Regions from separate parts of the Homo sapiens genome. Here region 2 is linked to region 1. A link is a loop called in an ENCODE intact Hi-C map of the cell type or tissue named here. Cell type or tissue: dorsolateral prefrontal cortex. All regions are shown on one strand. Each heading gives the region's core, and the rest is flanking DNA. Links, peaks and the distances in the headings are about the cores only.

Region 1 (15,385 bases), core at 10,386-15,385:
TTTAATTAGTTCAGAGGTCATGATACAATCTTCAGAAATAAGGATAGTGGCAAGCATAGCTTGAGGACAAGTGACCAAAAGTACACAGATCAAGAATAAATGTGGGATCACAGTCACTATACAAGGAGCTACAAAAGAGACACCTGTAGTTAAATCGAAAGCCTAAGGGCAAAAAGAAAAGCTTGACATTCAGAAGAAAGCCAGTGCTTGGAGTCGGGGAGGGAGACCACGGGTGTATTCTTTACTCTGCTCCTGAGTGGTGCCCCCCAAAACAAACCAGGACAAACCAAGAAAGCAGCATAATTATGGCCACTGCTGACCAGAGGCTGCCCTAAGTATTGGCAGAAGGCCACCTACCACTCAGTGATACTTTATACATGGCCTCTGAATCTCTGGTTAGGTCAGCTTATTTCACATAAATGGTTCCCTCTAGGTTCTAGCCTATGTTCCAAAAAAAACAAAGTTCCAGTCACAAATCTGAATAGTACTAACCTTAACTAAACTGATTTGCTATGATAACCATAATGCCTTCAAGCTAAGTGAGCATTGCTGCTGTAACATAAATGAAATTATCATGCCACATATAAGGCAGTTCTTGGGTAAGAACAGACAGAATGAAGACAGTGACTGCATGTATATTGGACCAAAAATACCAAAATATTATAATGAGAATATATCAAATGGTATAATTATAGCTGATTAAAGCTATGCCATTCCAAGCTTTTTTTTTTTTTTTTTTTTGAGACAGAGTGTCACTCTGTCACCCAGGTTGGAGTGCAGTGACATGATCTCGGCTCACTGCAACCTCCACCTCCCAGGTTTAAGTGACCCTCCTCCCTCAGTCTCCCATATAGCTGGGATTATAGGCGCAGACCACCAATCCCAGTTAATTTTGTAGAGGTGGGTTTCACCATGTTGGCCAGCCAGTCTGCAACTCTTGACCTCAAGTGATCTGCCCACCTCAGCTTCCCAAAGTGGTAGGATTACAGACATGAGCCACTGCGCCCGGCCTAAGGTAGATTTTTTTACTCTGGAAAAGACAATCCATTTTACTATAGGTTTCAAACTCTAATAATTTCCTTTTTAAGTCTGATTATGTAATGAAAGTGAGGAAATAAATGAGAATGGCCGGACCTCAGGGGACTTCTATAGCCTCATCACACTAGGGAAGAAAACAGAATCTGCCAGCTGACACTGCTCTCCCCTCTGGCCTGATAGGCAAAAAGCCATCTCAGACACACAGGGATTGCATTTTCTACTCCCCACTTCTCTAACATATGAAAAAATGGTCATTGCAGTGTTGCATGTAATAGCTGCAATTTGGTTACAAATCCATCAAAAGAGAACAGATAATACATATTATGATAAATTTATCCAATAGAATGCTATTTGCAAGAATGCGGTAGAAGTCATTTGGAACAACATGGAATGATTTTCAAGATACATTATTAAGGGGATAAAGGCAAGTGTAAAACAATGGTTGTAAAACACTCTAAGGAGGCAGAAAGGAAACACACACACTCGTACTTCCATAGGTGCAGGTTATTTTATGGAAGTAAACCTGAAAACTGGTAACTATAGCTGCCTTTGAGGAAAGAGACTGGGGACTAGGGAACCTAGAGGGGTTGAAAGACTTATTTTTCACTGTCCATCCTTTTGTATTGTTTGAATTTTTTTTTTTTTTTTTTTTTGAGACAGAGTCTAGCTGTGTTGCTCAGGCTGGAGTGCAGTGGTGCGATCTCCGCTCAGGGCAACCTCCGCCTCTCAGGTTCAAGTGATTCTCCCACCTCAGCCTCCCAAGTAGCTGGGATTACAGGTGTGTGCCACCATGCCTGGCTAATTTTTGTATTTTTAGTAGAGATGGGGTTTCGCCATTTTGGCCAGGCTGGTCTCAAACTCCTGACCTCGGGTGATCCTCCTGCTTCAGGCCTCCCAAAGTGTTAGGATTACAGGCATGAGCCACTGCGCCCGGCCCCATTTGAATTTATCATCTATTTAAACTACTTTAATAACAAAGGAAAAAGAAAAAAACCTTATACCTTTTAGCCACTATCTCATCCAGCCAATCAACAGAGATATAAAAAGTACTCTCTACTTACAGAAAAAGAGAAACAGCTGCTTCTTAGGAAAGAATGGTAGGACTCTAGGGGCCTTTCCCTTTGAAAAATTTTTAATTTTGTTATTACACTAGTTTAACAATAAAAGCCAGTGTAGACAAAAGACAACTAAACTAAACCAAAAAACCCCAAACACACACCTCACTGTTTAAAAGAGTGCCAGTAATCCTGAGGGCGGAGTCATGTGGGAAAAAAAAGCCTCTGATTGAAGACTGAATGGGAGTGAAGATTGTTATGCCTGGCCAGACTGGACTTCAGAGGCCTCCCCTAAAAAGGTCAAATGAAAACTGACCTGGCAATTCTGATTGTAGGAATTTGTCCTAATAGGATAAATATGCAAGGTACATATAGATGATGTTCACTTGCAGAATTATTTATAATAGCAAAAATGGAAAACAACCGCATGTCTGATACTGAGGATTAAATTATGGGATGTGTCTCCACTATGTAAATGCTCCATAGTTATTGAAAAATGATGATCTTGCTCAATAATTGACATGCTGGAAAAATAAGCTGTTAACAGTGGCTTTTTCTGTTGGAGGGATTAAAGGTAATTTTAACTTTGTTCTTTTTAGCTTCTATCTGGTCTACTTTCATATATTTATATATAAAAATAGATTTACCTCATTTAGGATTAGTAGCCCCAGCCAATAGTGCTGTGGGGGAAGAAAAATGTCACGTTTCCCAGGGGACAGTGACACCAATTTCTTACAATCTAACACACCTTCTCTCTGCTGACTGCTATTGCTATTTACAAAATCCACATTTTTCTGGACACGATCTGGCCCTGCTATCCAACGAACTGTATGATTTAATCTAAATACCTCATTATGCCTATTTGCTGAAAATATGCTTGTAATATTAATTATCAGAATATAGTTCTAAGAGATGTTCATATTAGAGGAACAATCAAGTGGTATTAAATTAGGTCCTTATATGGCTTTTCAAAGACATACTTTACTTTTTCCCAACTATCTTATTATTCCAAAAACATTTAGATTCATTTCCTTATTTAGATTGGTGGTTCTCCATGGGGTTGGAGAAGGGCAAGGTGAGTAGAGAGTGATTTGTCCTCCCTCAGAGGACATTCGGTGGCATCTGGAGACAATTTTGGTTGTCATGACTGGGGAGGAACTGCTGGCATCTAGTGGGTAGAGGCCACGGATGCTGCTAAACATCCTAAAATGCACACAACAGCCCCCCAACAACAGAGTCATCCAGCCCAAAATGTCAACAGTACCATGGTTGAGAGACTCCAATCTAGACGAAAATACAATAAGACAGAGATGAAAGGTTCGGTTAACAGAATAGCACAGAATGCTCCATCCCACTCCTTCAGCCCAATCCTGCCACAGTCCAGCATTATATGAAGTCAACGTTGCGGAAGAGCGTGGCCCCAAGACACCTTCATAAACACAGGCCATGTTCATGAGGCTTATTTTAAAATATTAATTCATCCAAGTTCTACAGCAAATGCAGAGTAGTACATATTAGTTAGCAGTTTAGAGATTTCTTTTAAACATGTCACTTTGAAACACACTCAAGATATTAAAGAGGTATATGCTGCTTCCAAAGGTCTGGCTGAGAGGCACACATTTCAGAAACCACTATCTGGCTCAGCTTGCCCAGCCAGGCAATGACTACATTAACAAGTGGTTGCTAGAAGCTTTCACATTGTATCTTTAATGATAGAATCTATCTATTGTGCATTTTCTTTTGTCTAAACAATCAGGAGTAAAGATTTAATTTAGTTATGGCTGAAATACTGAAACCAAAATACCTAACCCTATTGTTTTCCTATGGAAAGCATATTAAGGCCTCCCAAAAGAAGGGTCATCAACCTAGGAAAAACATTTTATTTAAATGTGTCCATCAATGGCTATTGACATATAAATATTTATAGGTAATACTGGCAGAGAATCAAGCTTTTTTTTTTTTTTTCTTTTTTTGAGACAGAGTCTCACTCTGTCACCCAGGCTGGAGTGCAGTGGCACAATCTCGGCTCACTGCAATCTCTGCCTCCCAGGTTCAAGCGATTCTCCTGCCTCAGCTTGGTGTGCACCACCATGCCTGGCTCATTTTTGTATTTTTAGTACAGACGGGATTTCGTCATGTTGCTCAGACTGGTCTCAAACTCCTGGTCTCAAGTGACCCACATGCCTCGGCCTCCCAAAGTGCTGGGATTACAGGCGTGAGCCACCACCCCAGCAAAACCAAGCTTTTGCAGTAAAAGACTTTTATTCTTTGGTTTGGCACATGACATGACCCTGCCTTGGAAGATGTATCATATTCCGTTATTCCTAAACACATGAAAACTTGAAATGAGTGGACACTTACGTGTGTTTTGTGAGGAAATGTTAAGATTAATGTTCAAATGCTAAGCTTCATTAACATTCAGCGTATTTGTTTTCCCTAGTTTAGGTAAAAGTTAAAGCTTCTTTTAATCAATAAAAGCCATAGTTTTAAAATGCTGGTACAACACAAAGGTTGCTTTGAGCACAAGAAAAACACACACTTTGGTTTGCTCAGTCTACACAAACCAAAGTGGATACCTCCAAAGTAATCTGTGAGAAACTTCTAACTTGTTACAAGAGAAAAGGCTACTTTTCTAATTGTACTTCTCCTTCCCTCTTACAATAATAGGAAAAAAATCATCCCCCCCCCCCATAATGGAAGGAAATTTGGAGGACTACCCTCTGTTGGGATGGGGGACTAAGAAACCAAACACAGAAGAGAGAGACAGATGAAATACAGAGCCTATATTGCACATCAGAACATGCTTAAAGACTAGAATCTGCATCACATACCCACGCCTGCTTGCTGTGAAGCCAGAACTCACACCCGCCAAAGCACTCAGAAATGAGTTTAGGCCACCACAGGGAGGAAGGGGGATGGCTGCCCCTTCTGTCAACCAAAGAGGCTCAGGGTAGCCACAGAAAACAGTATCAGCTTTTAAGGCCCATCTTAGCTTTGCCAGTGTATCTCGCTGACCCCGCCAGCCCTTGCTCAGTTCTGTTTGTATTAGGTTGATGCAAAAGTAATTGCGTTTTTTTGCCATTACTTTCATTAATACAACTCGTCTTCCCTGATTTCCAGCATCTAGGCAGCTTTGCCACTACAAGTGACTTAGAAGACAGGCAGTTTTTTCTAAGCTAATTAGTGGACAAGCTGCTAGAGGCTCTCTCTTATCTAAGTAGGAAGCCAGAGGAGGATTCTGGAGTCCAATGCCCACCCAGCCTCAACAGTCTTGACCTTCGAGAGACAAAGGCAGCACTACTGACTACTAGTACTGCCTACTAGTTCCTTAGCAGGATGTTAGGAAGAAAGATGAAATTGGTACCACAGCCCTAAGGAGAGAGACAGATGCCCTAAGTCAATGCCAAGTCATGACCATGGCCCACAGGTCTATACTTGCAACCCCTGCTGGACTAGGACGACATGCAAGCCTGAGCAAAATATTATGGGATGCCAATGCTCAGTGGGCTCAGTTCTCAGAAGTACTCACCTTTAGGACCGGCATAGCTGCTCGACAGCGGGCAGTCCTACTGTTTTTGAGGAAGTGAGATTCATCCTGAAAAGAAGTAGCCACATAAGTGTACAAGATCCAATCCTGAGTGGACAGAAATATGGGTCACTTTAGGCTTGACCCTGGCATGGCAAGTGCAAGGTGGATGCTCCCTTAGCACTTTCTCATTCAAGGAGATGGCTCACTGGGCCTAGGTCAGGACCCAGGGGTCTGGTGGCAGCTTCTCTACTGCATTCTGAGCAAGTTGCTTCAGCTCTCTGGGGACAATTTTCCATCTATAAAGTGGGATTCATGAATCCCTGCTCCGCCCACCTCAGAGGCTGCTCAAAGAAACCACTAGAAGGTGGTTTGCTGCTTTGTAAGAGGCACCTCCCACCTGTGGAGCACTAGACCAAGTGCCCCATAATGGGCCCTGCACTGGTGCAAAGCTCTGGGGTGTCCAGCCCCTGCCCTCAGGGGCTCAGGGTGCAGGAAGGATGCCAGACACACTGACAACCGATCAGGCTGTATTATCAGTACTGTCACTGAGGCGAGTGTAAACAAAGTGCTGGGGAAACTGAGAGACGGAAAGAAGACGATATGATTCCTATTCTCAAGGAACTGCTATGTTTAGAACATGAAGTCTGATTAACCACTCTGTATCTGTGCATAAGCAAATACATACATATATATATATATAGTTTGTTTTTCTTTATTCTTTTTTTCTTTTTGTTGCATAAGCAAATATAGAGTTGATCATATTTTCTAAAGCCAAATGAGTAACTAATACATGAGTATTTAAGTGGAAATTTTCTAGTTTGGTACAGAGTCAAATTCCTTGCTGTGTGACTCTGAGCAACCACCTCTCTGTAATGCCAGTTTTGCTGTCTGTAAAATGGGTATCATAATTCCTTATGTATTAGGTTGCTGTGAGTCTGAAATGAGCTAACACATGTGAAGTCCTTAGCACAGCCCTGTTACTCAGTAAGCACTCAATGGTATCAGCCTTCCTATAGCTGGGATACCAGTGAGATCCCAACGCTGTCCTTAAAGATGATCTATAAGAAATCCCCTATTCCATTTCAGCTATCATGAGCAAAAAGGGCCACAAAAGCACAGCAGAGGGGAGTGTGAAATAACCCTCAAAATATCAAGAAAGTATCCTGTCCAGAAAGCTGGAGTGTTACGGTCATATGCCTTTCTGATCATGAGACCTCATTACAGTCAAGTAAAATGTATTTATGGAGAAAAAACACAGAAAGTACAGAGGATATGGAAGAGAATGGGCCCTTTCAACCAATGGGTAAAAATGTGCCAATACTGGAACAAATCTCAAAGAATGGTTTAAACTGAAGCCTCTTCTGAAAAGTGTGACACTTCAGAGCCATCACTCTATTCTTTCTTACAACATTTCTCTGAAAGAAAGAGGACAGAGCTCTTACTTAACTGAAGAACAAACCAACAATGGTGGTAAGTGGCTTGCCAAAAATCATACAGCAGGTTAAGTGATGGGCCAGAAAGAGAAGAACATGAATTCTGAAGGCAGACGCAACCCAGCTTTATTCAATAACCTCCAACTTGCTAGCTTTGTGCCTATGGGCAAATTTATGTACCCACTCTCACTGCCAGTTTCATCAGCTGTGAAATGGATAATTCACAAGGATAAAAGATAAAGCCTACTCAGGGGCCACTGGGAAAATAGATGATTATATGTCAGTACCTAACACAAGGCAACACTCAAGAATTGAAAGCATTATTCTTCCCACACACTGTAGAGCCATCCCCATCATCCTGGGAAACTTCTTGGAATGTTTTCATTTCACATGTATGCTGACATCTTTTCAAAGCCACACTTGAATTTGTGCCGAACCAAAAATGACTCCCCCAAAGACTCATTACCTATATCACTTTGCAAAACTATCAACACTCAAGTTTGCTTATGCTAAGAACACAGTGTGGTTCTCATGTCCAAAACAGAATAATAGATCCCCTGAGGTCAGTAACGGTATCTTCTCCTTCCTTTCTCTAAGCTCCCACAATATTTGTGTGAGTTATGTAAATATACTCAGTACTGACAGAGATGGCTGGGTACCAAGTCTGTCTAGACTTTCCTTAGGAAGTATGTGAGGAGTTAAAAGTAGGAAAGCCTGCAATTGAAAGATATGTTGTCAAATCTGGAAGCAGGTCCAGTCAGACCTTCTTTAAAAAACAATTAGAGGCCGGGCAAGGTGGCTCATGCCTGTAATCCCAGCACTTTGGGAGGCCAAGGTGGGTGGATCACCTGAGGTCAGGAGTTCGAGACTAGCTTGGCCAACATGGTGAAACCCCGTCTCTACTAAAAATACAAAACTTAGCTGGGCGTGGTGGCAAGTGCCTGTAATCCCAGCTACTTGGGGAGCTGAGGCAAGAGAATTGCTTGAACCCGGGAGGCAGAGGTTGCAGTGAGCCGAGATCACGCCACTGCACTCCAGCCTGGGTGACAAGAGTGAAACTCTGTCTCAAAAAAAACAACACAGAAAAACCTCCAAAAAACAGTTAGAGTAAAAAGTGCTTTTGTGGGGTGGGGGTGTATCTTCACATTGGCTGGAAGAAAACTCAATTGTTTGAGTAAGATGGCACCAGATGTAGGCACACCCCCTTGCCGTCCAGGTTGTAGTACCCAGAGCCCCCAGGTGGCCTGGGGTCCACATGCTGGCCTCCATCCATGAGTCACGCTGGGAAAGAGATGAGCTAGAAATCCCCAGCAAAGACTAATTAAATCACAATTTCAAAAAAAGCTCCCTAAGAGATTCTAGTACGTAGCCAGAGTTGAGAATGGCTATTTGAGGGGAATGAATTTCCAGTTCCCCACAAAATAAAGACAGTGATTTCTATTCTTCTAGAAACTAAATGGGGCTCAAGGAGATTACAGACATGAAAGTTCTCAGAGCTTTTACAAAGAAAGTTTCCAGAGAGATAAAGTACTTAAAGACTTTGCCAAGTTTCTTACAATGATGACAACTTTAAAAGGGGTTTTTAGCTGTTTTTCCAACTTGCTAAGAAGGTCAAAGCTGACAATGTTGATCAGGCCAGCTGTCAGGCGGTCCTTCCCAGTCACCACGACGTTGATGCAATCTGGGCTCAGAGATGGCAGCCACCGAAGGAAGGCCTGTGGATGACAGGAGGGAACAAAGCTACAATGACCACCCAGCACAGCAGCTGTTGGTTGTGACAGCAGCAGTCTCATGCCCATCAACAGCCATCACCTCTACCTTCCTCTCACCTACCTGTGCCCCTTCACTTGCCACTAACAGGACACTCCCTTTTTTGTTTTTTTAAGAGTTGGGGGAGACGGGTGCGGTCGCTCACACCTGTAATCCCAGCACTTTGGGAGGCTGAGGAGGGCGGATCACCTGAGATCGGGAGTTTGAGACCAGGCTGACCAACACGGAGAAATCCCATCTCTACTAAAAATACAAAATTAGCTGGGCATGGTGGTGCATGCCTGTAATCCCAGCTACTCGGAAGGCTGAGGCAGGAGAATCGCTTGAACCCGGGAAGTGGAGGTTGTGGTGAGACGAGATCGCGCCATTGCACTCCGGCCTGGGCAACAAGAGAGAAACCTCGGGTCTCAGAAAAAAAAAAAAAAAAAAAATAGAGAGTTGTGTTGGTCTCACTTTGTTGCCCAGGCTGGAGTACAGTGGCACCATCACAGCTTACTGCAGCCTCAAACTCCTAGGCTCAAGTGATCCTCCCGCCTCAGCCTCCCAAGTTGCTGGGACTACAGGTGCACACCACCATACTTGGCTAATTTCTTTCTTTCTTTTTTTTTTTCAAAGAGATGGGTCTCAGTATGTTGTTCAGACTGGTCTTGAAGTACTGGCCTCAAGCAATCCTCCTGCCACAGCTTCCCAAGTTGCTGAGACTACAGGCCTGAACCACCATGCCTCGCTATCTCCCTGCCTTTGTCAACAGTCACTTCACAGTGTCTGGGTTTCATTTCTGTGATCTCTAACTAGATGGTAAGTTTCTGCAGGGAAAGAATGCGACTCTTTTTAAGAGGAATTTTATGAACGATGTAGCAGAGCCTGGTACACTGAAGGCAAATCATAAACATTTATTGATGATGACGAGACTACTTATGTCGATATTTCTACAAATCTACCTTCTCTCTCTGGCAATCTGAGCATCTCTAGCCAAACCCACCCAGGCATCTGGGTGCTCACCTGCCTCACATGGGGTGACACTGTTCAATACAGGGAGGGCTGGCCTTTTCTCTAACCTCAGGCTGGTCACCGTCTGGCTGACTCTTCCTAGAATTTCTGAGGGTGCTGTGGGAACCTAACGCACACAAAATATGTTCTGAAGATTACTTTCTACAGGCACTGGCAGAATTCACAAGACTTGGGAGGCCAAGGCAGAAGGATCACTTGACCTCAGGAGTTCAAGACCAGCCTGGGCAACATAATGAGACCCTGTCTCATTAAAAAATAAAATAAAAAATTAAAATTAAAAAAAAAAAGAACTCAGATCACCAGGACAGAAAAAAAACAAGGTGCACATTTTTTAGTGTTTTTTTTTTTTGCCATCTCTTCGGTCAGAATAGCACATCTGGGCCTTGGACTGACCGGCAGTAGGAGGAGCTGCCTCTTCTGCATGAATGGCTCATGGAGGCCTCAGGAAGAAGTCCCAGGCTGACGTCAGTGGCATAAAGCTAGAAAAAGCTGTGGACGATGGACCAGGTCTTCCTTCTTCACTGAGTTTGTTCATGGGCTTTTTATTCATTTCACAAAAGCACTCTGATTCCTGGATTTACAGCAAAAAAAGCTCAAGGGTGAGTGATACAGTTTTCTTGTCAGGCTCTGGATCCATAAAGCTACCTGGCAGACAGTGAACATCCCACTCACTCCCCCCTCTACAGAGTGCAAAACCCCTGAGTTGGGAAGTCAGAAGATGCCACATCAAGATCCGCCAGGGCTCCTCATTAAGAGGAAGCATGGAGCTTAACCTCTGAGATTCCATTTTCTCATCTATAAATGGGGTTACTATCTATTGTACCTACTGCACAGGACTGTCATGGGATTGAGGAAAATACAGGAGGTAAAAATATTTTAAAAATTAAGTGTGGGCCGGGCACAGTGGCTCCTGTAATCCCAGCACTTTGGGAGGCCAAGACAGGTGGATCACTTGAACCCAGGAGTTTGGGACCAGCCTGGGCAACATGGCAAAACCTCATCTTTACAAAAAGTACAAAAACTAGCCAGTCTCATAATCCAGTTTCAAAATAAATAAAAATTTTAAAAAACAATAAAAAAGAAAAATAAAAAAAAATTAAGTGTGGTACAGATGAAAAGTATTATTAGCAGGGCACAGAGGTCCCAGAAGTGCCTGCTGACAGATGAACACAAGTCTCTAAGCCGGTTTCTCCTTGGCTTTCTTCCCTCAAGGTGTAACCTGATTCTAATCCAGAAAACCCCCAGCCTGCCCTCAGGTGGCATCTCATCTCTCTTCCTGCCTTTGCCTTTACTTGAGACAGGATCCTTAAAGATCCCTAGGCCCTGTCTGCAAACCATTATTTTATGACTCTAACACTGAAGAAAACCTTCTCTGTGAAAACTGCAATTTGAAGACCATTAACCTGCTCCCAGGTGAAGCGCACGGAGGATGGCACCACCACCAGGAGCGGCCACTCCTTCCGGTAAAAGGCTGCGATGCAGATGGCTTGGATGGTCTTCCCCAGGCCCATGTCGTCAGCGAGCAGCAGGCGGCCTCCTTTGGCTATGGCAAAACTGAAGGCAGACAAGGTGAGGATGGCACATTTCCCGGGGCATGAGTTCATCTGCCCTCATGTCCGGTGGGTCAGCACTGCTGGGTGAAGGCCACTTCACTGGCCAGCCCGGGCCCAGCCCACCACCAGACTTGCTCCCCAGAAGGAAAGGTACATAGGCCAAATAGGGAGCAGAATAAAAAAGAGAGAGAGAGAGAGAGAAAGCCCAAAAAGGAAAAATGTGGAATGTGGTCAAAAGGGAGAAGATCTGGAAGATGATTAGGTCGTGGAGGCCAAAGAAGGAAGTTTCCAGTGAGAGGAGTTGCCTCGGCCCACTGTAGGCAGGGCACAGGGGACGTACATGGAGGAGGGTGGTGGGAGTCCAGGACTAGCACTGAGGAGGGCATGCTTACTCACTCCAGAGTCTGCCTTGAAAGGAAGGAAAGGGTCGGGCGCGGTGGCTCATGCCTGTAATCCCAGCACTTTGAGAGGCTGAGTGGGGCGGATCACCTGAGGTCAGGAGTTTGACACCAGCCTGACCAACATGGTGAAACCCCATCTCTACAGGCACATGCCCGTAGTCCCAGCTACTTGGGAGGCTGAGGCAGGAGAATCGCTTGAACCCGGGAGGCAGAGGTTGCAATGAACCGAGATCACACCATTGCACTCCAGCCTGGGCAACAAAAGCGAAACTCCATCTGAAAAAAAAGAAAAAAAGAAAGGAAGGAAGGAAAGAAGAGCTGGTAGGGTGAAAAGAAGGCTTTCTGAAGATCAGAGAGTACTCAGTATGCATAAAGGCAGAGAAAGGGGCTGGCAAAGACAGAAGATGCTGCTAATGAGGACAGAGGCGAGAAAAGGATGGGAGGAAGGGTGCTTGTCCAACAGGAAGCACCAACCTCAGCACTGAGTTTTTCACTATGGCAGCCTCCAGGACCCTAAAGCCCTTAAGTGCAGCATCCCTTGCTAATAGTTCATGAATAAAGGTGTATTCCACTATTTCAGAGCCAGATTGGCTGGGGTTGGAGTCCCAATTCCATCACTCAGCAGCTGTACACCTTCATGCACATGATTTAACCTCCCTATGCCTCAGCCCCCTCAGCAGTAAGAAGGGAGTAATAACAGTACCTATCTCATGGAGCTGTGGGAGGGTTAATAAAGCTAATACTGAAAACAGTGGTTGGCAACATCATAAGTGCTAAGGAAGTGCTTCTATCATAACTACTATTCCACAAAAAGAAAAAGAATCAAAACACAAACAGTAAAAATGACTTGCTCGTGTCGCATGATGAAACAGTGAAAAGCTAAAAGGATCCCAAGTGCCAGATGTCTGGTCCTCTGTGCCAAATACTAGTCTTCTTTCATCTAATCTCTGAAAAATAGATCATTTGCTCAGAATCCTGATAATAAGCCGCTGGGATAGTTCTTTCTCTTTCCTTCTCACACAGTGAAAACAGAGAATGTCACCTCTTCTAATCAGCAGCTAGCAGGGCGGACAAGAAGTCTAGGCTGCACTTGCCCTTTCTGAATTGCCTGGAAACACCGTTTCCAAAGATGGAAAACTGGGCAGCAAATCCCCAGGCAGCCCGAAGCCAGTAGAGTGTGGGGACAACAGGCATCATGGCGTGGCACCCTTCTGTTCTCCCTGCAGCCTGGGCGGGGGCCTGCCTAGGAGAGGGGGCAGCCCTTCCCAAAGCCCAGCTTTGGCGGCCTCACCCTCCACTGGGGAGGAACGGAGCCGAGCAGTGGGCTGCCTCACCTCTCCAGAACAGGCGCAGCCTCCTCCCTGTACACCCACCTCTATGAAATCTTCTGGACCATTTCTGGGATCAACCCACAACACAGACAGATGGGGGGAGGGCAGGTGTGAAAAGATGTATTTTTTACCTCACTTTCTGATTTACAAAATTGGTGGCCAGCGAGGACAGGCAGTACCTAAGCAACGGAATCCATGGAGAGCCCCACGCCCTTTGAGCGTCTTTTGTTTCAGCCTTCTCAGCTTTACCATCTATAATTTCCAGAAGTTTGGTCTATCCGCATCCTTAGAGCAGAATGGACCCCCTGAATTTCACATTCTCTCCTTTTTCCCCTGCCTAGAGGGAGCCCAACTAAGGAACAAAGTGGCCAAAAAATGACAACAAAGACAGAAAAAGCCTGGATAACAGAGGAACAATAACATAAGTAAATGTCATCCTCCACAGGGCAGTTGAATACAATAGAAAAAAATGTCATACTCAGAAATTAATCAATCAGAAAACACAGATTTAAGCCCCAACTCCACTTCTGACTGCTGAATAACTTTAGGCAACTGACTGCCTTTCTAAGCCTCAATTCATTCACCTGCTGAAGAGGGTGACTTGGATATTAGAAGATGCTGATATTTCTAAGAGATTTTGCTTTATAAATTAATGGGTGTGTTCAATTGTAGTTCTTGCATTAAAGAAAACAAAACAAAACATAGAATTGACAGCCCTCCTCCCCCAATGCCAAACCCCCACCTCTTCAGACTATGAAAGTTAAAATCTGAGTTTATTTAGAAAATTCTGAAGAAAGATTACAAGTACTTTAGAGCCACAGAGAGAGAAACAGATCTGCCCTGGGGCGCCTCACACACAGAGCCTCTCTCAGGGGTAATGGGGTAACTGGTAAAACCAGCACCCAACACGTGGGCCCAAGGATGGCTAACAGTGCCACGAAGAACTTGGATGCTGAAGGCAGGGGCTGCCCAGGGGGTGGGGCTGGGCAACCTCTACTGCAGCTTTAATAAAGAGGCCCAGAGAAAGAAAGATGAAAGGAAAAAACCACCCTGAGCCTGGTTAAAACAAGGCCCAAAGGACATCTCACCAGCTGGAGCATTGGAATGGCAATGCCAGAGGAGGTTTTGCAGAGTGTGCTATGTAAGAGAGATGGAAGGAAATGAAGAAAAGAATTAGGGGGAAGGGCTGGGGCCAGGTAACATAATAAAGTGCACTGTGCCCAAACGGCACACCGAGACCCAAATCCTGCCAGAGACGGTAGCCAAGCTTTCACCAAAATACCACAATCAGGCTTCGAGCAGGCAGGCTGTTGTGGTTTGTCAGTGCCATTGTTAATTTAGGTTCCTTCCCTTGCACAGGGCTCTATGTTCAACTACACTGTCTAATAACAGCTTCTTATTTCTAGACAGACTATCAAGACTTCCTCTTTCTTCTCCTTGAACTCCCATATTTTTAAGAGAAGGCTAGTTCAAATACGGCATTTTGCTTCTCCCAAGAAACTCTGGAAAAAAAGGAAAGATCAGGATGTAGGTTTATCTTTTTTCTTCCTCTAATAAGAGCACCTTGACTTTCTTTTGGAGAACTGCCACCTCCCACTTTCAATCCCAGTAATTTAGGTGGGCAGGCCTTACCCTCTGGTTCTAGGGACAGGCCTATCACCAAGTCTAATCAACAAGACCTCAAGCCTCCAAGGCCACAAAGACTGGCTCCAACATTGGTACCAGACTTAAGCCATTGCAGTGTTAGCCCCATTAGAAAAATGGTGCTTCTGTGTGTTGCTAAGCTGAGAATGCAAGCTGGAAGCCCCTGGCGGCCCGAGCTGCCACACTTGAGTAACACCTGCTTGGGAACAGAGCAAACAAACAGAAAGCAGATCTGAGAGAGGAGAGCAGCCTGATGAGATCTTTAGAGATGCTGGATTTTCTCTTACAGGCACTGAGAAATCTCTTTCCTTAAGCTAATTTGAATTGGGTTTCTGCATAGCTGCAATTCAGAGTCTTGATTAACCCATGGAATTTGAAATCAATGGTTACAATAAAGCTTTGGTAACAGCACACCTGGCTGTTTAATGCCTAGACTCTTCTAAATTTTCATCTATCCATGGTAAATAAAAGTTCATAAAACAGGAAGCATCTGAATGCAGTCTGTGGTGAGTAATGAAATTTGAGCAACAGAGGAAGAGAGAGGAAGATCAAGAACCTACTTGACTCCAGCTCTCTGAAAGGGCATCAGATTAGACACGAGCTTGGGGTCCACTTCAGAA
Region 2 (14,179 bases), core at 2,483-7,482, 60 kb before region 1:
GTGTGCAGTGGTGTGATCACAGCTCACTATAGCCTTGACCTCCCCAGGCTCAAGCAGTCCTTTCACCACAGTCTCCTGAGTAGTGCCCAAATAATTTTTTTATTTTTGTAGAGACAGTCTTGCCATGTTGCCCAGGCTGGTCTGGAACTCCTGGGTTCAAGCAATCCTCCAGCCTCAGTCTTCCAGAGTGCTGGCATTTCAGGCATGAGCCACCATGCCCAGACCCCAGATCTTGGTTTATAATATCATTCTTTAATAAAAGGAACCAGGGCCCCTTAGAGAAGTGACTCATTCTAGGACTGCAGCAGGAAATATACAAGGCGAGCCTGCAGTATCTTGTGCCAGAAAGTAAGGAAATGTTCAGAAAACCCTACACTGATGGGGATATGTCAGAGAGACACAGGAGTCAACTGAAAGAACTCCGAATGGCCAAAGCTAGAAAATTTTGAGCAATAAATAAGGTAGTATTGATTTAACCCAAGTGTAAAATAAATATCCATGGGTCCATGTGGATATAAATAAATGATAGACTAAATAAATGAAAGACAAGAGGCAACTCTCTTTTGCAGAAGAATTTATTTTTTCTTTTTTTGAGACCGAGTCTTGCTCTGTCGCCCAGGCTGGAGTGCAGTGGTATGATCTGGGCGCACTGCAACCTCTGCCTCCTGGGTTCAAGCAAGTCTCCTGCCTCAGCCTGCTGAGCAGCTGGGACTACAGGCATGCACCACCACACCCAGCTAATTTTTGTATTTTTAGTAGAGACGGGGCTTCACCATAACGGCCAGGCTGGTCTTGAACTCCTGACCTCGTGATCCACCCTCCTCGACCTCCCAAAGTGCTGGGATTACAGGTGTGAGCCACTGCACCCGGCCAAGAAGAATTTCAAATAATTTATGTGGATATTCTGCTCTCAAGGAGGGTGAGCATAACTCCCCACTCCCTAAGTGTGGGCTGCACAGAATGACTTCCTTCCAAAGAGCACAGTATAGAAAGGGGAAAAAAGAGTAACTTTATAGCCAACACGACCTCAGCCAAGGTGATGAAGGTCAACATCAACAGTGATAATCTTGTTACTATGTCCCCTTGATGTGGAATGAAAATGGCACTTTGCCTCTGTGATCTTTCTCCCAAAACCCATAACCTCAGTCTAATCATGAGAACAATAGACAAATTCCAAAAGAGGGACATCCTTCAATATACCTGACCAGGGCTCCTTAAAACTGTCAAACCAGGAAAGCCTGAGTAACTGTCACAGCCAAGAGGAGCGTAAGGTGACATGATGACTAAATGTAACATGAAATCTTAGAACAAAAAAAAGACAATACGTTAAAAACTAGGAAGATCCGAATAAACTACAGACTTTAGGTCATAATAATGTATTAATCTTGCTTTATGAATTGTAACCAATTTACCATACTAATGTTAAGATGTTGCCGGGCGCGGTGGGTCACGCCTGTAATCCCAGCACTTTGAGAAGCTGAGGCAGGCAGATCTCGAGGTCAGGAGATTGAGACCATCCTGGCTAACACAGTGAAACCCTATCTCTACTAAAAATACAAAAAATTAGCCAGGCATGGTGGCACATGCCTATAATCCCAGCTACTCGGGAGGCTGAGGCAGGAGAATTGCTTGAACCTGGGAGGTGGAGGTGGAGTGAGTTGAGATCGTGCCACTGCACTCCAGCCTGGGCGACAGAGCAAGACTTCATCTCAAAAAAAAAAAAAAAAAAAAAAAAGTTAACAATAGAGAAAATTGGGTAAGGGTATACAAAAATACTCTCTCCTCAATTTTTTTATATAACTATAAAACTGTTCTACAAAATAAAGTCTATTTTAAAACAACCACCACCACCACCCAAGGAGGTCACCACAAGTCAATTCCATGAGGACAGGGCTTGTGTTGTTCACCTCTGCATCCCAGGACCTATACAAGAGCCTGACGTGTCAGCAGTAATGTCTGTTGAATGGGGGATTGTTACCTTGCATGGTATAATGGTGATGGGTATATGAAGCGTTTCATGTGTTTGGGTTTCTCTGCTTTGTAAAGTCAGTCCAGTTATGTCAGAACTGAAAAAGGCTTTAGAGATAATGTAGCCCAAACTGGAAACTGAGGCCCGGGGGGTCAAATGACTTGCCCAAGGTCACATAGCCATTAAGTGACACATAAACGTGTGTTCGCTCCACTGTATCACATGATTCAAGTCTCTAAGTCTCTTTCCGCAGCTGCAAAATGAGTATACTGTACAATAAAGGGTCTCAGGAAGATAAAATAACTTCCATGAAGTGTCTAGTGAACATTTTAAAATAGTGGCCAGTATGTTTGTTGAGATGCTGCTGCTGCTGCTGCTGCTACCTGATTTCAACATCTCTTTCTGCCTTTTCAATCCTCTCTCCTCTTCTGCCATACTCAAGGAAGTACAGAAGATCTGCCTTCTTCTTTCCCTTAAAAATATGCCCATCTCTTTTCTCCTTAATTTCTTTAGCTTGGACACAATGAAACCACTACAGTCATGGTAACTGATGCCGCTTGAGGCCCACAAAGGGAGTGAGATGTGCCCAAGATGTTTCTCTTCCACCACAGGCCTCATGCACCCTCTGCCCCCATAGGTTAGGGTGGAAGATGGCAAGGGGCCAAGGGAACAAGTCCCTCTTCCCTCAGAAGGGAAATGCACTGCATTTCAGGGATGTTATCTGGAAAGCTCTCCACCCAAGCAATGCCTGCCTCCAGAAAACTATAAATTAAAACAAAAATATATCCATGTTGATACAAACAAAGGAGACTAGTGGAAGGAGTCTTAAACAAATGCTCACCATGATCCTCCCTTTTCAGACTGTGCCTCTTGGCCACACAGGATGGTGCTCAATTGAGCTGGGGAGTGGGTGAGTCAGCTTCATGCTGGGGCAGTCCAGGCAGAGCTGAGGTGAGCCATCCTGGGCTGGCACTAGAGCCTAATTCAGATCATCATTTAGCAAATGTGCTGCCTCCCCCACGCCCTCCGCTGCAGAGCCTCCTACGTCTCTGGCCTTCAGGGGGGTCTGAGAGAGAGAGCAAGAGAAGAGGGAATGCATGAGTAGGAATGCAGTAAGCGGCTGAAAATGAGACACTCCATAATAGGAGGAAATTGTTCATGTTCAGAGCAATTTTGTCAAAACTGAACAATTATCTTTAAATAGCAAGCTTGAGGATGTACAAATAGCACTCATGAAATCAGCTCTGAGTGACTTCAGAGAATCGGCCCTCTCCTAAAGTCTCAATTTGTCTTTTCTGTGGGCTCATAAATTTCCATCCCTATTAGAGTACCATCCGGTGTGGAGAATGTTAACTATAATGTGTCCCCATAAAAGACTCAGTAAAAATCACTGCTGGCTCACCTCTGCTCTTAAGGAGCCCTCAACATTCACTCTTTGCCTTTAGAAAAATAAATAAGTTAAAAGTCACCTCCAGAGAGGAGTTCTTGTAGCTGTTAACCAGTTCTCTTGGGGCATATGGAACATTTTATTCTTGAAAGAAATCTGAGGTGCAAGCATCATTCCAAATTCATCTTGTGCTGGAGACAGAAAGGGTTTATTGGGGCGTGGTTCCTTCACTTCATGCCTCAAGAGAGCCTGCTCTCCACAAAGCCCCTGGGGGCCACAGACAAGAGTGGGGCCTGCACAGCATTGTTGAGAGTCCCGTGAGGCCAGAGCCACAGGCAAGAGCTGACCCAGCAGGAAAGGTGAGGCCCTCCAAGGCAGTCCTGGATGCCCCGAAAGAATAAGAGTGTGGGAAATTGACTCAGGCAACCCCTCTTTCCTTTCCTCCTTCTCCCCTCAAATTCCATTTAAACTCGTTCTAGTTATTAATGGACCCGTCACAGAGCATTTACACAGGAAGTGCACACATAAAGACTGGAGTAGTTACTTGGCAACTCTTAAGTGGGATAAGGTATGTTAAAAGGAAAACTTTCAACAAATTAAATTTAACAGAGTTTAATTAAGCAAAGAATGATTTGTGAATTGGACAGCCCCCACAACCAGAAGAGGTCCGGAGCAGCTCCAGGGTTGCCACATGGTTGGTTCACATTTATGGACAGAACAAAGAAAGTAACATACAGAAAAGGGAAGTGAGGACAGAAAGAGCTGGATTGGTTGCATATTTGCCTTATTTGAACACAGTGTGAACGGTTGGCCACCTGTGATTGGCTGACATATGGCTGCGGTAATTGCCTGAGACTTGGCTACTTGTTACAAGAGTGGGTCCCAGTCTGTTTACCAATCTAGTTAGGTTATAGTTCACTCTGCACAGAGAAACCTTTAGGCGGACTTTAAAATATGTAACAAGGCAGCACTGGGTTAAGCTTAATTTAACGAGTAGCAGGAGGCGGAGGTTGCAATGAGCTGAGATCGCACCATTGCACTCAAGCCTGGGCGACAGAGACAGACTCTGTCTCAATAAATAAATAAATAAATAAATAAATCATAATTTAATGGGTAGATCAATATGAAACAATGGCCAAGTACATCATGTGAAGTGAGTCATTTTCAGTATGAAGAATTTGATACAGTTTTTGTAAAAACAGATTCTATGTGTATTTTACATATATTTGTATGCATAGAGATAAATTACAAATGGCTTTATCTCAAATTATTTAGTTATTACTTCTAGGAGGTAGGGCTGAGGGAGGGAGGGAGGAGAATGCAGGACTCTTATTTTTGAGCTTATACTTTTCTAGATGAATTTTTTTTTTTAGACAGAGTCTCTGTCTGTTGCCCAGGTTGGAGTACAGTGTCACGATCTCGGCTCACTGCAACCTCCGCCTCCCGGGTTCAAGCAATTCTCCTGCCTCAGCCTCCTGAGTAGCTGGGATTACAGGCGCCCGTCACCATGCCCAGCTAATTTTTTTGCATGTTTAGTAGAGATGGGTTTTCACCATGTTGGCCAGGCTGGTCTCAAACTCCTGACCTCAGTTCATCTGCCGCCTTGGCCTCCCAAAGTGCTGGGATTACAGGCGTGAGCCACTGCGCCCAGCCTTAGATGTATTTTTACATCCAGTTCATAATATTGGAAAGAAGGCACTGCAGAGCAGTAGGTGGAAGGACCGTCTTTTCCATAAGTGGTGCCGAGCTAACTGCATATTCATATGGAAAAAATTAACCTTGGCCTTACCTCACCCCATATACAAAAATAAACTGCAGGTGGATTGTAGATCTAAACATTAACGGCAAAACACAAAAGCTTCTGCAACATACTATTTTCTTTTTCTTTTTTTCTTTCTTTCTTTCTTTTTTTTTTTTTTGAGACGGAGTCTTGCTCTGTTGCCCAGGCAGTCTCGCCCTGTCGCCCAGGCTAGAGTGCAGTGGCACGATCTCGGCTCACTGCAACCTCTGCCTCCCGGGTTCAAGTGATTCTTCTGCCTCAGCCTCCCAAGTAGCTGGGACTATAGGCATGCACCACCACACCCAGCTAATTTTTGTATTTTTTTTTTTTTTTAGTGGAGATGGGGTTTCACCGTGTTGGTCAGGTTGGTCTCGAACTCCCGACCTCAGGTGATCCACTTGCCTCGGCCTCCCAAAGTGCTGGGATTACAGGCGTGAGCCACCACACCCGGCCTCACAACATACTATTTTCATAACCTTGGGGTCATGGTTACATGGATGTGTATTTTAAAATATTTTGTTAAACTAAATTGTTTTATGAACTGTTCTGTATATTATATTTTGCCCCCAAAAAAAGGAGTTAAAAAAGAGAAAAAGAGCCTCAAAATCTGTTGAATAGGGGGTGGGAGAGAAATGTGTGCAGAGGATCTTGCAAAATCAGATAACTGTTGATTGTCATAATGCCCAAAAGACTGTGACTCACAGGCTTCTTAATGCTTTCTGCTATGGTCAGGAATTCATTTCCTTCACTGAGACTGCACAGGAAAACACAAAACCAAAACAAAACACAGGTAGAAGAGACTTCTCCAATTAACCCTCTTTAAACTTCCGAGCCACTTTTTATGTTGATAATTCTGAACTTGGTGAGAAGTGGGAGGATGGAGTAAATATAAGGTTGGACTTCATTCTCTCCCCTTTGCAAAAAAGAGGATAGAACTTCAAAAAGCGTTGAGGTTCTAACAGACGAGAACGAACAGACAAGACAACACCTCAGAGCCAGTGGTGTGGGGATGACACCTCCTGCTCAATTTCTCAGCTCTCCCACTGATCTAGAAAAAGGCTCCTCTGAAGCCAAGAAGGAAAAAGACATGATTAATTCAAGCACAAGTGGATCAAGACTAACAGGATTCTTTGCTGCCTCTTAGAGGTTTCCTTGATGCCAGCCCTAGAGGCAGAAATCAACCAGGATCACTCAGGAAACAAGATACCACTTAGTGACCCTGGTGAGGGAAGGCAGAGACCAGCTCCATGGGCCAGAGGGGACTTCTAGTAAAATCCTGTAAGGGTACAATTGATGGCAGGGACAAGAGTGGGAGGAGATGGGCCTAGATTTTCTTCATTTCAGTTGACGCTTCCAGAAAACACAGTTCTGGGGGTCTGGACTGTGCTGTGAAATGAAGGAGGAAAAGGAGTTAGTGTGGAAATATTAATACCACTTTAAACCCAGTGGTATTCACTCTCTATATAAATAAGTCCAAGTGTCTTTTGCTGAATTATACAGAACTGGTTAGGTGACTCTTAACAAATTTCAGAGTACATATGGGATGGTCTAACTTAAAATAGGCTACATGGTATAAATAAAATTTGCTTTGGAGGACCTCAGGGACATCTCAAAGAGAGAGTTCGTTTTTCTCCAGAACAGCTAAAACTGAGGTTCAACTAGAGGCCTCAGATGGAGGCCATATTTACTAAGACTACAGACAAATAATGGTTTTAAATATGAGCACCAGGCGGGGTGTGGTGGCTCACGCCTGTAATCCCAGCACTTTGGGAGGCCGAGGTGGGTGGATCACCTAGGGTTAGGACTTCAAAACCACCCTGGCCAACATGGTGAAACCCCATCTCTACCAAAAATACAAAAATTAGCCAGACGTGGTGGCGGGTGCCTGTAATCCCAGCTACTCGGGAGGCTGAGGCAGGAGAATTCCTTGAACCCAGGGGGTGGAGATTGCACTGAGCCAAGATTGCCCCACTGCACTCCAGCCTGGGTGACAGAGTGAGATTCTGCCTCAAATAAATAAATAAATAAGAGCACCAAATTGCAAGGAACGAGAGCAAGGCCTCCCATTGGCAGCCACTAACCTGACTTCTTGCAGTATCATGAGGGCCATTCTGTGCTGCAGGTCCTGGGGTGAATACGACAGGAATTTAGTAATTTAATGATGATCAGTGATTCTCCATAGCAACACTGGGTATGAATGTCTCTAAAATCACCTGTACATTCACTTTTATTTTCAAAGCATAACCATTGTATTACACCCCATATACCCATTGTATCCTAACCACCTTCCTAGAGGAGAAACTGTTAATGGAAATAGAGAATGAGATCCTAAGAGATCCAAGTCCATAGAGCCCACAGAAAAGCTGCACCAAAACTCTGGTGGGGGCTGAGTGAATAGCAGACAGGTGGAAGCATCTTGGGAGATGTCCACAGGGCCCGGGTGAGGGCTCCTTCATGTTTCTCAAGTCATGTGATTCAGATACACAGAGCAGAGGCTTTGGATGGGCACTGGGGCAGGTGAGGAAGAAATATTCCTTCCTGAAGTTCTCTCAAGATCTGCCTGTGATCCAAAATCCTTTCTGCTTCCTGGGCCTTGACTTATTCCAAAGATTTTTCCCTAATGAAGTGACTGTGTTGTTTCGATTGACAAGACCCCTAAGACTGCAAAAATCCATGCAAACAACATGTGGGCAAAATTTATGTACAATTTTAGCATTTCTTTTCATACAGGGTCTGTCCCCATTGGATCACCTCCCATCACGCCACACACGACGTGAATGACTTCGTGCTTCTCCATACCTGCATTGATCTCTGGGTCCATTGCCAGTTATAAACCTCCAAGGGCAATAGCCATGAGGTGATGTACAGTCAAGCATCACTTAATAACCAGGATACATTCTGAGAAATTTGTCGTTAGGCAATTTTTTCATTGCACGAACCTCACAGAGTGTACTTACACTAACCTAGATAGTAGCATCCAGTAAACACCTGGGCTATATGGTCTAGCCTATTGCTCCTAGGCTACAAACCTGTATAGCATGTTACTGTACTGAATATGTAGGCACTTGTAACACAATGGTAAGTGTTTTTGTATCTAAACATATCTAAACATAGGAGAGGTAATGCATTGTGCTACAGCATTACAATGGCTATGACAGACACTAGGCAATAGGAATTTTCCAGCTCCATTATAATCTTAAGGGACCACCATGGCACATGCAGCCCATTGTTGACCAAAAGTTGTTATGTGGTGAATGACTATAATTGGCTTTTCAGAGCAACCACTCACAAGGGGGTGTAGTATAGCTTACTAGACAAAACTGCAGCCGCTGCTCTGTTTTTTGCTCTTAGAAAACTGAGTACCTGATTTGGACAAAATCATAATAAAATTTAGATAGAGCCAACATTTGTCCTCTGGAAGTTTCTGACAAGATACAAGTCACCGTTATAATAGTCAAATGTCAAAGTGGTATATCTAACAAAATTAAAACAGACAGCTAGGAGTGAGAAGATTTAAGAAAATTCAGGTGGCCCAAAGGAAAGCCAAGACAAGACATTCTCTCCCGGCCTTTGGGCCTGGATTTTCATTTCAGCAGGTAACGAGGAGACCAAAGGCCTAGTTATTTATGGAGATCTGGGGCCACAGCAGAGCTCCTCATGGCAGGATAAGGCAGTGGAAAGCAGACTCAACGGTTAACCCACAGTCCTCCTCAGCAAGCTGGGAGAAGCAACTGATGCCACTTAGATGCTTAGACCGGGCCTTCTGGGAGAGATCTGGCCCAAGGAGCAGCCGGCAGCTTGACACAGTGACCAATTGGAAGCACAGCAGCCACACGCCATGAAACAAGGTGATCATCTTCACTCATTTCCTGAGGCCAGAGCCTTCCTTACGCAGGACATGGATACCCCAGTCCCAGCTGTGCTGAAGCGTCAGGAAGCCTCCCCCGACCCCACCCTGAACAACAGTGAGGGGGGTTAGGTGTCCTCAAAAGATCTACTCTGTCAACTGGAGTTGTTGAGAAACTCAGGAAAGGGAACTAAAAAGGATAAGAAAGTGGTGCATTCCAGTGTCTTCCTGTTCTCTGTTGCAGAGAGCCAGCTGGTGGACCGCAGAGACAGACTTCCAGCCAGGGCCAAGCCCTTCAGGAAGGGAGTCATGCACCAAACTCAGCTAACAGACCACCAGGGCACCACTGGGTCTCCTGCTGGGGAACAGCACACCTATGGGTGGGCTCTAGGGGTGGGGTGGCCTGGTTGCTGGTTCTGCTCTGCCACTTCTTAGCTGGACTTGAGCAATTTGTAACATTTCTTGGCTCAGTTTCTCCACCTGCACAATCAAAATATCACTACCTTCCTCCAAGATTGCATTAAGTGTGACAATTTATGTAAAGCACTTAGTCCAGTGCCTGGCACCTAGTAAGTACTGAATAGTGAAAACAATTTAAGTCTAACAAATCCACACACCATGACGTCAGACAAATTAGGCATCTTTCATTGCTGTTGTGAAAATTGCGCTAACTCTAAACTCTAACGTACATCTGGCTCACTGTCTTTCTGTAAGACCAGTCAGAGCAGCAGCTCCTTCCTTGGTAAAATACTTTAAAAAACTCCCATTCCTGGCTGGGCACCGGGGCTCACGCCTGTAATCCCAGTAGATTGGGAGGCTGAGGCGGGTGAATCACTTGAGGTCAGGAGTTCGAGACTAGCCTGGCCAACATGGTGAAACCCCATCTCTACTAAAAATACAAAATTAGCTGAGGGTGGTGGCAGACACCTGTAATCCCAGCTACTCTGGAGGCTGAGGCAGAAGAATCGCCTGGAGGCGGAGGATGCCATGAGCCGAGATCGTGCCACTGCACTCCAGCCTGTGCAACAGAGTGAGACTCTGTCTCAAAAAGCAAACAAACAAGAAACCCCAAAAACTCCCATTCCTGGGCACCCATTCTGATTTTCTTCCTCATTTACTTCCCTGCCCAATCGTTGTCTCTATGTTGCAATTTGTGGGGGTCAGTCAGAACTGCTTTTCTTCAGAAGCCACTCTTACCCGTTCAGTGACCTCATTCAGCTCATGCTAGGGCAGAATCCACAGCTCTTTCTCTGACGTTTCCACAGTGTGAAGACTCACACATCTAACTGCCTGCAGAACATCTCCACTTGGATCTTGTTAGATTGTGTGGGTTTCCCAGAAACAGACACCAAGACAGAGTTTGGGGCACAAGATAATCTATTAGGGATTAACACCTGTGAAAGGAAGGGGCTGGAGGCCTATTTGGCAGGGGGAAGAGGTGAACTGTGATATAGGCCTGTGGGAACCTTAGACAATCCAGCAGGGAGCAGGGGGAAGGGAGCAGGGAGCTCTGCAGCGAATACTGCCCAGGACATAGTTCCTGGGCTATATGGCCTAGCCTATTGCTCCTAGGCTACAAACCTGTATAGCATGTTACTGTACTGAATATGCAGGCACTTGTAACACAATGTTAAGTATTTCATCAGAGGTGCCCCGCATCAGGCCAAAGTGGCCCAGCCTTTGTGCCCCGACTTGCTCAGTCATGGATGCAAGCTGCCTTAAGAAGGGTGTGACCTCAGACAAAGTGGCTTTCTGCAGGCCAGTTGTGGCCAGGTGGAAGCCATCTACCAACTTCACTCCCCACAGCTGAGCAAGTCCCTCCTTGAAGGGGATCTGGGTGGGGTGTCTCCAAGTTTGCTAGATTATCTCCCAGCCATTTCAAATTCAACAAGTCCATAACCAAACCCTTGATTTTACCTGGCTCCCCAGTGTCCCCTTCCCACTCTTTCTTCTCTTACCACTTTGCTCAGGCCAAAACCAAAGTCCCAGCCTCTCTTCCACAAATGCCCCTTGGTCAATCTATCTACACATATCCTTCCATCGCTCCCTTCAGAATACGTCCAGAACCCAACCACTTCTCATCTCCTCCATGGTTCGACCCATACTCAGCCACACCCCAGCACCAACCCCACGGATAATCGCAGTAGCTCCATAGCTTCCTACCTAAGCGTTACCCCTGCCCACTTTTCTTGCTCTATTTTCTGCACATGCATTGGCGTGAAATATTTTTTATTTTATTTTATTAAATAGAGACAGGGTGTTGCTATGTTGGGCCTGATTATATTTTTAAAAAATAAAAAAGGGCCAGGTGCAGTGGCTCACACCTGTAGTCCCAGCACTTTGGGAGGCCAAGGCAGTAGGATCACTTGAGGCCAGGAATTTGAGACCAGTCTGGGCAACATAATGAGATGCTGTGTCTCTGTTTAAAAGATACATATAAGTTTAAAAAATATTTTCATTTATATACAATCAGATCGCCTCATATGTCTGCTCAAAGCCATTTGGTGGCTCCCATTCATACTCAGAATTAAACCCAGATTCCTTACTGTGGCCTATCAGCCCTGCATCATTCTGTCCCTCTCCTCAACATGATCAACTATTGCTCTTCCCCACATGACATCCTACTCCCTCATCACTCTCTAAACCAGAGCTGCCCAATACAGGAGCCACCAGTCTCATATGGCTACTGAGCAGGTGAAACCTGTGGCTAGTCCAAATTGAGATGCTGCCTGTATCAAATACATTGTTTCAGACTTAGTTCAGAAAAGAGAATGTAAAATTTCTTTTCTGTTTTTTTGAGACAATCTTCCTCTGTTGCCCAGGCTGGATTGCAGTGGCACGATCTTGGCTCACTGCAACCTCCGCCTCCTAGGTTCAAGTGATTCTTATGCCTCAGCCTCCTGAGTAACTGGGATTATAGGCATGTGCCACCACACCTGGCTAATTTTTGTATTTTTAGTAGAAATGGGGTTTCTCCATGTTGGTCAGGCTGCTCTCGAACTCCTTACCTCAAGTGATCCACTCACCTTGGCCTCTCAAAGTGCTGGGATTACAGGCATGAGCCACTGTGCCCAGTCCAAGAATCTAAAATTTCCCATTAATAATTTTTAAATATTGTTTGTAAATTGAAATAATATATTTAATATATTGGGTTAAATGCATTATTAATCTTTTCTTTTTTTTTTTTGAGACGGAGTTTCGCTCTTGGCTGGAGTGCAATGTCGCAATCTGGGCTCACCACAACCTCCACCTCCCGGGTTCAAGTGATTCTCCTGCCTCAGCCTCCCAAGTAGCTGGGATTACAGGCATGCACCACCATACCAGACTAATTTTGTAATTTTAGTAGAAACGGGGTTTTTCCATGTTGGTCAGGCTGGTCCTGAACTCCCGACCTCGGGTGATCCTCCCACCTCAGCCTCCCTATATTATTAATCTTAAGTCTAAATGTTCTATTAGAAAAGTTACAATCACATATGCAGCTTGCATTACATTGCTAATGGAACACGCTGCTCTAAACCAGGGATTGGCAAACTATGGGCAGTGGACAACTTCCAGCCCACTGTCTGTTTCTGTACAGCTGGTAAACAAGGAATGGTTTTCACATTTTTAAATGGCAGAAAAAAAATAATTTGTGATACGTGAACATTAATAAAATTCAAATTTCAGTGTCCATGAAGAGTTATATTGGAAAAGAGAACCTACAACCATTGCCTCTCCCGCTGCGTAAGTTCGGCAAAGGCTCACGCTTTTGTCTTTTGTTGGATGAATGACTACCAACACCTAGGACAGTGCCTGCACAAATTAGGTGCCCTATAAATATTTGTTGAGTCACTAAATTTTAAAATTCTAGATTATGGGGACTGTGTAGGAAGGACCTCATTCTTTAGAGAACATGAATTACCCACTACTACAACTCGCTGTGTCCATCCCTAAGCCAGAAGAGCGGAGGTTAAGACCCCAAGCAAGCCCACACGTAATGACACAGGAATGGAAAGCTGATGCTCGGCCTGGTCTCCTGCTGAGCCTGGACACAGGCATAGGCACTGCTGCAATGGCAAGAGAAGCTCAAAAAGTTTTAAAACAAAATACATTATTTTATTTCAATTCCATGATTTTAAAATGCTTTTTATTTTTTTCTTTTTGCCCCTTTTACAGGGGAGACGTAAAGCTGTCCCAGTTATCAAAAAATTCAAATCTCCTTTTCTTCTGTGGACTGGCTGTCAATGAGCTTTCATCCAGGGTGTCTCCCATGTTCTGGGAACTACTTCCAGATGTTCCTGAAGCACTTCCTGGGTCAAAGGACTCTGCTGCTTCCAGGAGCTCCATATCACTTCCTTCTTTCTCAAAGGACTTCTGGAATAGGTCGTAGATCTTCTGCTGCTTTGGGTCCTTCATCAGAGAAAGAAAACAAAAGATAAAAGGAAGAGCCCAGGCTCCAACACTGACTCTCCTCCACTAGGGCTGATGAGAGAATATAAAGATGAGAGACCACACATTTCATGGTGTCAGGGAGCTACACGATGGCAAGTGTGCATCATCTCAGCAAACCATCACTAAAGCAGCCTCACTGTTTTAGTGTCTGACATCTTACCCTCTCTGTGCTCATTGAGTTAGGAAAAAGAAATGGTTGTGAGTGCAACAAAGAAGCTGCTCTCACGCTATAATTTACATTGGAAATGTTTTCTCCCTTTGAACTTTCCAAATCATTATTTCAATACTGAAATAGCACCCAAGATCTCACTTCCTCCAAAGCCTTTCTCTACTAAGGGTCAGTTAAGGTATAATTCAACTTCTAAATCTCTATTTTTAAATTTATTTTTATTTTTATAATTTTTTAAGAGATGGGATCTCACTAAATGTTGCCCAGGCTGGTCTCGAACTCCTGAGCTCAAATGATCTGCCCACCTCAGCTACCCAAAATGTTGGGATTACAGGTGTGAGCCACCATGTGCCCAGCCCCCCAACTTCCAAATCTCTGTGTTCAGCCATGGCTTATACCTAATTTTCAAAGTAGTTGAAAAAACATACACACATTTAACATATTCATAAGTAGATATGTGTACCTATTCTGATTACCTTAAATTACAAATAATCAAAATACCCACCAACTGCATCTATACATTGATGACAATGGTGTAGTGTTAAAACCATGCCCAGTGGATACAACCACAACACACGATCACTATCACCCCTCTG

Evidence for each region. Peaks named below come from ENCODE experiments on the same cell type or tissue, not always from the same donor. Only the 100,000 strongest peaks of a DNase experiment are listed, where the experiment ranks them.
Region 2: a loop joins it to region 1, with 8 times the contacts of the local background. A loop is called at or near these places in 3 of 110 quality-filtered maps.

The regions. Positions count from the first base shown.
Region 1 is chr2:216,428,723-216,444,107 of GRCh38, reverse strand. SMARCAL1 (SNF2 related chromatin remodeling annealing helicase 1) reads right to left here. Exons shown (of 18, transcript NM_014140.4): 7 at 15,326-15,385; 8 at 11,240-11,390; 9 at 8,612-8,770; 10 at 5,623-5,688. Among named protein-coding and RNA genes, the nearest start is that of SMARCAL1-AS1, 24 kb to the right of the region's middle. In dorsolateral prefrontal cortex, for the core only: no CTCF peak of the experiment used is centred there; no DNase peak of the experiment used is centred there; H3K4me3 peaks cover 366 bases; H3K27ac peaks cover 3,691 bases.
Region 2 is chr2:216,481,931-216,496,109 of GRCh38, reverse strand. RPL37A-DT (RPL37A divergent transcript) reads left to right here. Exons shown (of 4, transcript NR_183317.1): 2 at 7,867-7,993; 3 at 8,730-8,984; 4 at 12,174-12,653. SMARCAL1 (SNF2 related chromatin remodeling annealing helicase 1) reads right to left here. Exons shown (of 18, transcript NM_014140.4): 18 at 13,057-13,372. The coding sequence ends at 13,133. Among named protein-coding and RNA genes, the nearest start is that of RPL37A-DT, 9.7 kb to the left of the region's middle. RefSeq lists a silencer at 1-21 and an enhancer at 3,484-3,543. In dorsolateral prefrontal cortex, for the core only: no CTCF peak of the experiment used is centred there; a DNase peak (open chromatin) is centred at 2,979; H3K27ac peaks cover 3,167 bases.